2 separate regions of the Mus musculus genome follow, and region 1 is linked to region 2. The links are chromatin contacts, found by Hi-C or POLR2A ChIA-PET in ENCODE. All regions are on one chromosome and are shown on one strand. Each heading gives the region's core, a stretch centred on a gene start or an enhancer-like site at or near the end of the contact. The rest is flanking DNA. Distances are from core to core; before and after follow the strand shown. Region 1 holds the start of Zfp759 (zinc finger protein 759). Region 2 holds the start of Zfp708 (zinc finger protein 708).

Region 1 (3,219 bases), core at 666-3,165, 47 kb before region 2:
AAAATCTCCCTGTTCATTTCTGAATCTAATCATTTGGGTCCTGTTTCTGTTGGTTAGCTGGATCCAGTGTCCCTCAATCTTGTTTATCTTGTTTATCTCCAGCTCACTAAAGCTTGGTTTGACTGAGGACAGTATAAGCAAGATCGCCTGAGATGGAGGAGGGGATGTGGAGAAGAAACCCTGAAAAAACAAACACACAAAGAAAACCTGTGTGTATGTTGTGAATGCAAAACTCTTGTAAGGAGTCTGTGTGTGCAGAGACTGATGGCCCACGTGGAAGTTCACTGAGGGGCAGAGCCTGGAATTCTGCAGGTTCAGGGTTAGCTGTCTTGGGCTGATTTTCCCTTCAGGGACAGTCCTTGCCTCACTATGTAGTGGACCACACAGCTTGTTAATAGATAAAAACCTCTCAGAATCCACTGACTAGGCAGAACATGAGATTCTATCAACCCAAAAGCTAAAATCTCAGCAGATGGTATCTTAGGTGAATAGAATATCTCCCATATCTCAAGGTACATATACATACCTCTATCAGACTTACACCAATGTATTTTAAGCTTTCTTAGGTTAATGACATTCTTTGTTCTGTAAAACCATGAAATAGATTTCATGTTGGAGCATGGAATTTGGATTAATTAAACCTGTGTTCTCAGATCATGGCTACAAAAATGGCTCTGGACTAAACTATTCTCTTAACTCTTCAAAAGGACAACTATGCATTTTGCATGAACAGGAACCTACTATATGCAAATCATAAGTTCCCAAGTATGCCACAGGTTTTGAAATTTATCTTGCAGCCTTTCTAATACAGTTGAAAAATTTGAAGACTTCTTCCTAAAACTATTAAGGGTGCATCAGTAAACCTGAAAGTCACATTGAGGGACAGGGAAAATTTAAGAGAGTTCGAACACTGCCAATAATAGGAACATACATAAGAAAATCACATGATGAGACAATATCCAGATCCTGCCAGATTAAAGAGAACAATGTACAGAGCCTGGCAGATGAGCAGAGATATTTCCTCCTTCCCTTTCAGACTTTCCAGCTCCTCCCAGCGATCTTTCTCTCATCACACCAAGTCATCTATCTCTCACATCTGAAAAGAAGTCCAAATACTGGACAGAACACATACTCAGAACACAAACATACTCAGAACCGTTGAGGTATTACTGTCTAGTCATTTTTAATCTGTGTAAAATCCATAATTACATAGATTGTGCAAACACGGGATGTTACCAATTACAAGATTATTCTGTGGCTATACAGCCATGTATTGTGAGGAATCATGTCACTGAGATGTCTATTAGAAATTCCCACTCTAACCAAGGCATCCATAAATCTAACAATTCATTCCAAAGGAAAAGTAATTAACACCCCACACAACAATCACCGTCACAGGACTCTCTGTCCCTGGACACTAGGAACTTTAGAAAGCTGTGTGAACTCAAACAAGGAGTAGTCTCCAGGACATGACGTATAGGGGGCGGTAGATGTCCCCGTGTTCTGTATGTCCAGAGAATCTGACTACAGCCAGTGAGAATGGGTCAACTAGGCCGAGCACGTTTCCCTTTAAACATGCTTGAGCTCTGGTCAGCATCGCAGGCACAGGCAGTGTGCAGACCCTGCCTGCCCTTGCCATCCTGTAGTTTCTAACGTTCTCCTCATCAAACCTGTGCCCAGGGACAGTGACCCAGCCTAGGTCAGCACAGCATCTCCAGGTCAGCAGCTTCCTGTCTCACAACAAGCCCAAGCCGGCACTCTCCGTGCCCTACCCGCCACCCTGCACAGTCCCTCATATCTGCAAGATGGTGCTGTTCCCTGCACCAACCTCCATGTCAGAAATCCAAATGCAGCGCTCAACAGGACAACTGCACAAATTTGAGAAGCGACCTTTGACGAAAGAATATGGAAATTTGATGCTGACAGCACTTTCTGATGCCGTCACAGGGGCCGGGACTACATTTCCCACAAATCAATTGGAAGGACTTCCGGGAACCCACTGAAGAGGTTTTGTACACTGCCTGGATTACAGTCCACTGAGAGCAGGTGCACATGGACATGCACAGGGAATTTGGGCTCTTTTACAGTCCTTGGTCACGGCACGAAATGTTTGCCTGTGAGCTGAACCTTTCACATTAATCCCGCCTATCAGGTTTCCATGTTATCTCTGATAAAACATTTTGATTTAAAAACTCCGACCTACTATAGAATCTTATTAACAAATGGAAAATTCATGCTTTCATGATCTGCTTTATTTAAGAATGTGGAAGCAGGAAGTTAATGTAGGAGTGAGCATTATCTCTTTACGATTCTATTGAAACCATCCTAGTCGCTTAAGATAGAAGAATTAGAAATCAAAGCTAGTCACCAGCAGATGTTTTCTGAGCACTCCACTGGTTTTTCTCTTCTGTATGTCTCCCAAGGGGCGGGACAGAGTTACTGGGATCACAATGATGTGTGTACTAACTCTTTTTTTTCGAGGCAGGGTTTCTCTGTATAGGGTTTCTCTGGCTGTCCTGGAACTCACTCTGTAGACCAGGCTGGCCTCGAAATCAGAAATCTGCCTGCCTCTGCCTCCGGAGAGCTGGGATTAAAGGTGTGCGCCACCACGCCCGGCGTGTGTACTAACTCTTAATCCACTGTGCACTATAGGATTTCCCCCTGCCTTAGGTTTGATGTTCCTTATTGATTTTTCTGTCTCTGCACTGATCCTGTCATCGGTCATATTTGACAATATTTGAACATTAGTGTTATCTGTCTTGAATTTCCCTCACTTCTCCTAAACAGAACACTGAGATATTTTCTTCTTGAATACAAAGATATCAGAAATATTCATAATACTGTCTAATGAGATCACTGTATTAAAGGAGTTACACTGGAAACATAGAGTATTGAGAATTCATGTCTCTTCTTGGGAAGGTTTATTCTTGTGCAGTTCATGGTTGAGTCAAAGTTACAAACCCTGTTACAGAAAAGACTTCCTACTTCCCTGAATCCTAATGATTCAAAAAGAAGCTGTTTCAAAGAAGATACTGTGCCGAGTCCATATTTAATTCTTCTTTTCCAGTGAGTATGTTTATCCAGGAATGCAGAACGGCTTCCTCAAATTAGAAAAATTAGAGTCAAGGAACAATACATGTACCTGTACTTGATTGGCAAGTGTCATGACTGGTCTGTCCTCCTCCTGAATGCTGCAGTGAAGGGCATTGACAGAAACCA
Region 2 (2,998 bases), core at 333-2,832:
ATGTAGCTATAATGCCCATGAGGGAACGGACTTGCTAGGTAACAGCAAGCAGACAAAGAGCAAAAGCTTCCATCTTCCGTATCTATGTAGCAGTGGTTCTCAATCTTCCTAATGCTGTGAGCCCTTAATACAGTTCCTCATGTTGTGACTCCCCAACCATAAAATTATTTTTTGATATTTTATCACTAATTTTGCTGTTATGAATTGTAATGTAACTATGTGATATGCAGATGATCTTAAGCAACCCCTGAAAAGGGTTGTTTGACCCTCAAGGGGTCATAACTTGCATGTTGAAAATTGCTTTATAGCAGGGCGCGGTGGCACATGACTTTAATCCCAACACTCGGGAGGCAGAGGCAGGCAGATTTCTGAGTTAGAAGCCAGCCTGGTCTACAAAATGAGTTCCAGGACAGCCAGGGCTACACAGAGAAACCCAGTCTCGGAAAAGAAAAAAAAAAAAAAAAAAAAAAGGAAGGAAGGAAGAGAAAAAAGAGAAAATTGCTGTTATATAGACTTCCAGCAGAAGGTGTGGTCCAGATTAAAATTGTTATCTTCCCACCTCAGGATTGGAATTAAAGGCATGTATTTCCACCTGTTGCAGTAATTCCCCAACCCTGATACCCCAATAAGTCTATGCAAAAACCACACAACTCAGTTACATTATTTACAAGCTGCACGCTTAGACTGAGCAGATTTATCACTACACTACTCTATTCCCCAGCTGTGAGATCCCACATTATTTGCTGCCTCTCAGGGCCTTGTGGTTCTGCTCCATCTTCCTCTTATCTTCTCTTCCTCAGTCTTCTTCCTCCCTCGCTCCCTACTCTTCCCTCACTTCCTAAAACCTCTAGCCCCACCTTTCCCTTCCACTGCCCAATCACAGGCTCTAGTCTTTATTTGACCAGTTAGAATGGGGAGAAGGTTCACAGGAAATCACCTGAGTATGTGATCCACTCCTCTCAGGGGCAACCCCTCTTGAGGAAGCTGAATTAACATCAGAATACAAACAGCACCAGGGCAACCCACAACATCTACCTCACAAGTCATGACTAGAAGTGGATCCACCCACTTCAAACAAACAAAAATCCCTCAAAGGTGTCCCTTGTATTTCTTCTGGATTCCATCTAATTCTAGATGTAGTCAAGTACCAAGAATAGAAATCACAGGAGAAAAGAGTTTATTTGGTTTACATAACCTGGATTGCTGTCCATTGGAAGAAGCCAAGGCTGGAATTCAAAGAGGGCAGGAACCCGGAGGCAGGAGCTGCTGATGGTTTTTATTTTAAATCTAGTATAATTGAGTCAATGAGTTTTCCTCCTGCCAAAAGACTCTAGGAACCCCAGAGCTTTTTAGGTAACGTCTTTGATCAGAGTAAGAAGTAAACCTAATACAAGTTGCCGTCAAAGGCTGGATTTATATTCCCACAAGACCTTTGTAAATTTGAGACTTAAAAAGCAGCCTAATCCAGTGACAGGCTATAAATAGTTCTCCCTGACTTTGGTTCAGGGCAGTCCTTCGCGTAGACTTCTGGGAAATGTAGTCTCTCTTAGCATGACTCCGCTAGACCGGACTCTACTCCTCTGTGCTTCCGGTTCATTTTGCTTTTGTGTTTCTCCAAACTCTGCGGCTTTCTCAAAGTTGGAACAGTGTGGCTTGCGCTCCGCGCTCGACATGGAGGTTGGTCCCGGCTGCAGCCTAGCCTTGCAGGCCTCATGAACTATACGGGTGGGCGGGCCCGGGGTGCAGGGAGCCGGGGAGGGCTGGGCGGGAGGCGGAGAGAAGCCCACGTGGTCCTGCAGTGCGGACCTAGGCTTGGCCAGAGTGCAGGGGTGGGGCGCACGCACGGTGCAAGGAGTGATTGCTCTGTTAGGACAGAGCGGCTGACAGAGTCAATCATGTGTTTCAGGGACCTGAGAGGTGGCCTGCTACTGCGAGAATGGAGACTGGAAAGTCTAGGGTTGGTAGAGCAGGGTGGCTTGGCTGACCGTGCCAGAGGCAGGCTGTGATGAGAGCTCATACCCCACCTTGGCTGGGGAAGCTTGCTGTTAACTAGTTTTCACATTGCTGTTGTCAGATCCCTCAGGAAATCTAGAGCAAGTGGGTTTTTCTGGGCCCTCCCGTATTCAATGAGAGGCCCAGGACTCTGATTTTGAGTTCGTGTGGCTCATAGTTTCCAGGACAGTGAGTTCTGCGGGGGAGTTTGGTGTATGGGATGTTCGTCCCGTTTTCTTTGTGATAAATTGTTAGTTTTCAGGGCGGCTCACTTTGGATAGGAATCACTCCTTTACCCACTGTGACAGAACCCTCACATTCACACACCTGTATGAGGAAAAAAAAAAAAATCTCATCGAGGGGGCACTCTGAACTTTGTCCCAGCTATCACTGATCCTACAACACTGCAGAGTGGAAAATACTAGAGATTATTACCACATACAATTGCACCGGAGACTGCGATGTCAGAAATTTGGTGTTGTGTGGAAAGATTGAGAGTGAAGTTGAAGAGCTGTGGCTCACTCAGGGTCCTGTGATTGTATACAGCCAATGCTCACCCTGCCCTTTGTATACAGCCGCTGCTCATCCTGACATTTGTACTGTTTTTGCCACACTTCAGTCAAATTGATTTGTGTGCTGGAGACTGACTTACAGCATTAAAATCTATACCTGAGAAGCATGGGCTTTAAACTACATCAATACCAATACTTTCTATGTATCATCTAACAATCATTAAAATATGGACATTTTCTAATTAATGTCACTAATCTGCAGGAAACTAAGAATGTGCCGTTTTACACTGTTTAAGGTGTGAAAAGTACATTTTCTTGTACCTTAAATCTCGTTTCCTACAATGTAGAGGTGATACAGCAATAAGCACAATTATATTATAGGTCACAACACATAGATGTTTGATATCTATCTATCTATCTGTCTGTCTATCTACACTTTTACTTAATATATTTCTTAAACAGATCTATGATTGAAAATAAAACATCAGTGTATG

The links. A loop is a pair of places that touch in the nucleus more often than their neighbours do. ChIA-PET counts read pairs that join two places held with the same protein, here RNA polymerase II (POLR2A).
Region 1: a map of heart shows a loop between it and region 2 (8-fold over the local background). The contact joins the promoter of Zfp759 here to the promoter of Zfp708 in region 2. A Hi-C loop is called at or near these places in 3 of 37 maps with a recorded cell type or tissue (gastrocnemius and heart). POLR2A ChIA-PET finds 5 or more read pairs at or near these places in 3 of 5 experiments (Patski and embryonic stem cell).

The regions. Positions count from the first base shown.
Region 1 is chr13:67,126,924-67,130,142 of GRCm38, reverse strand. It overlaps Zfp759 (zinc finger protein 759), which reads right to left and starts at 1,915. Exons shown (of 4, transcript NM_172392.3): 1 at 1,829-1,915. The coding sequence starts at 1,834.
Region 2 is chr13:67,080,129-67,083,126 of GRCm38, reverse strand. It overlaps Zfp708 (zinc finger protein 708), which reads left to right and starts at 1,582. Exons shown (of 4, transcript NM_001012448.2): 1 at 1,582-1,677. The coding sequence starts at 1,672.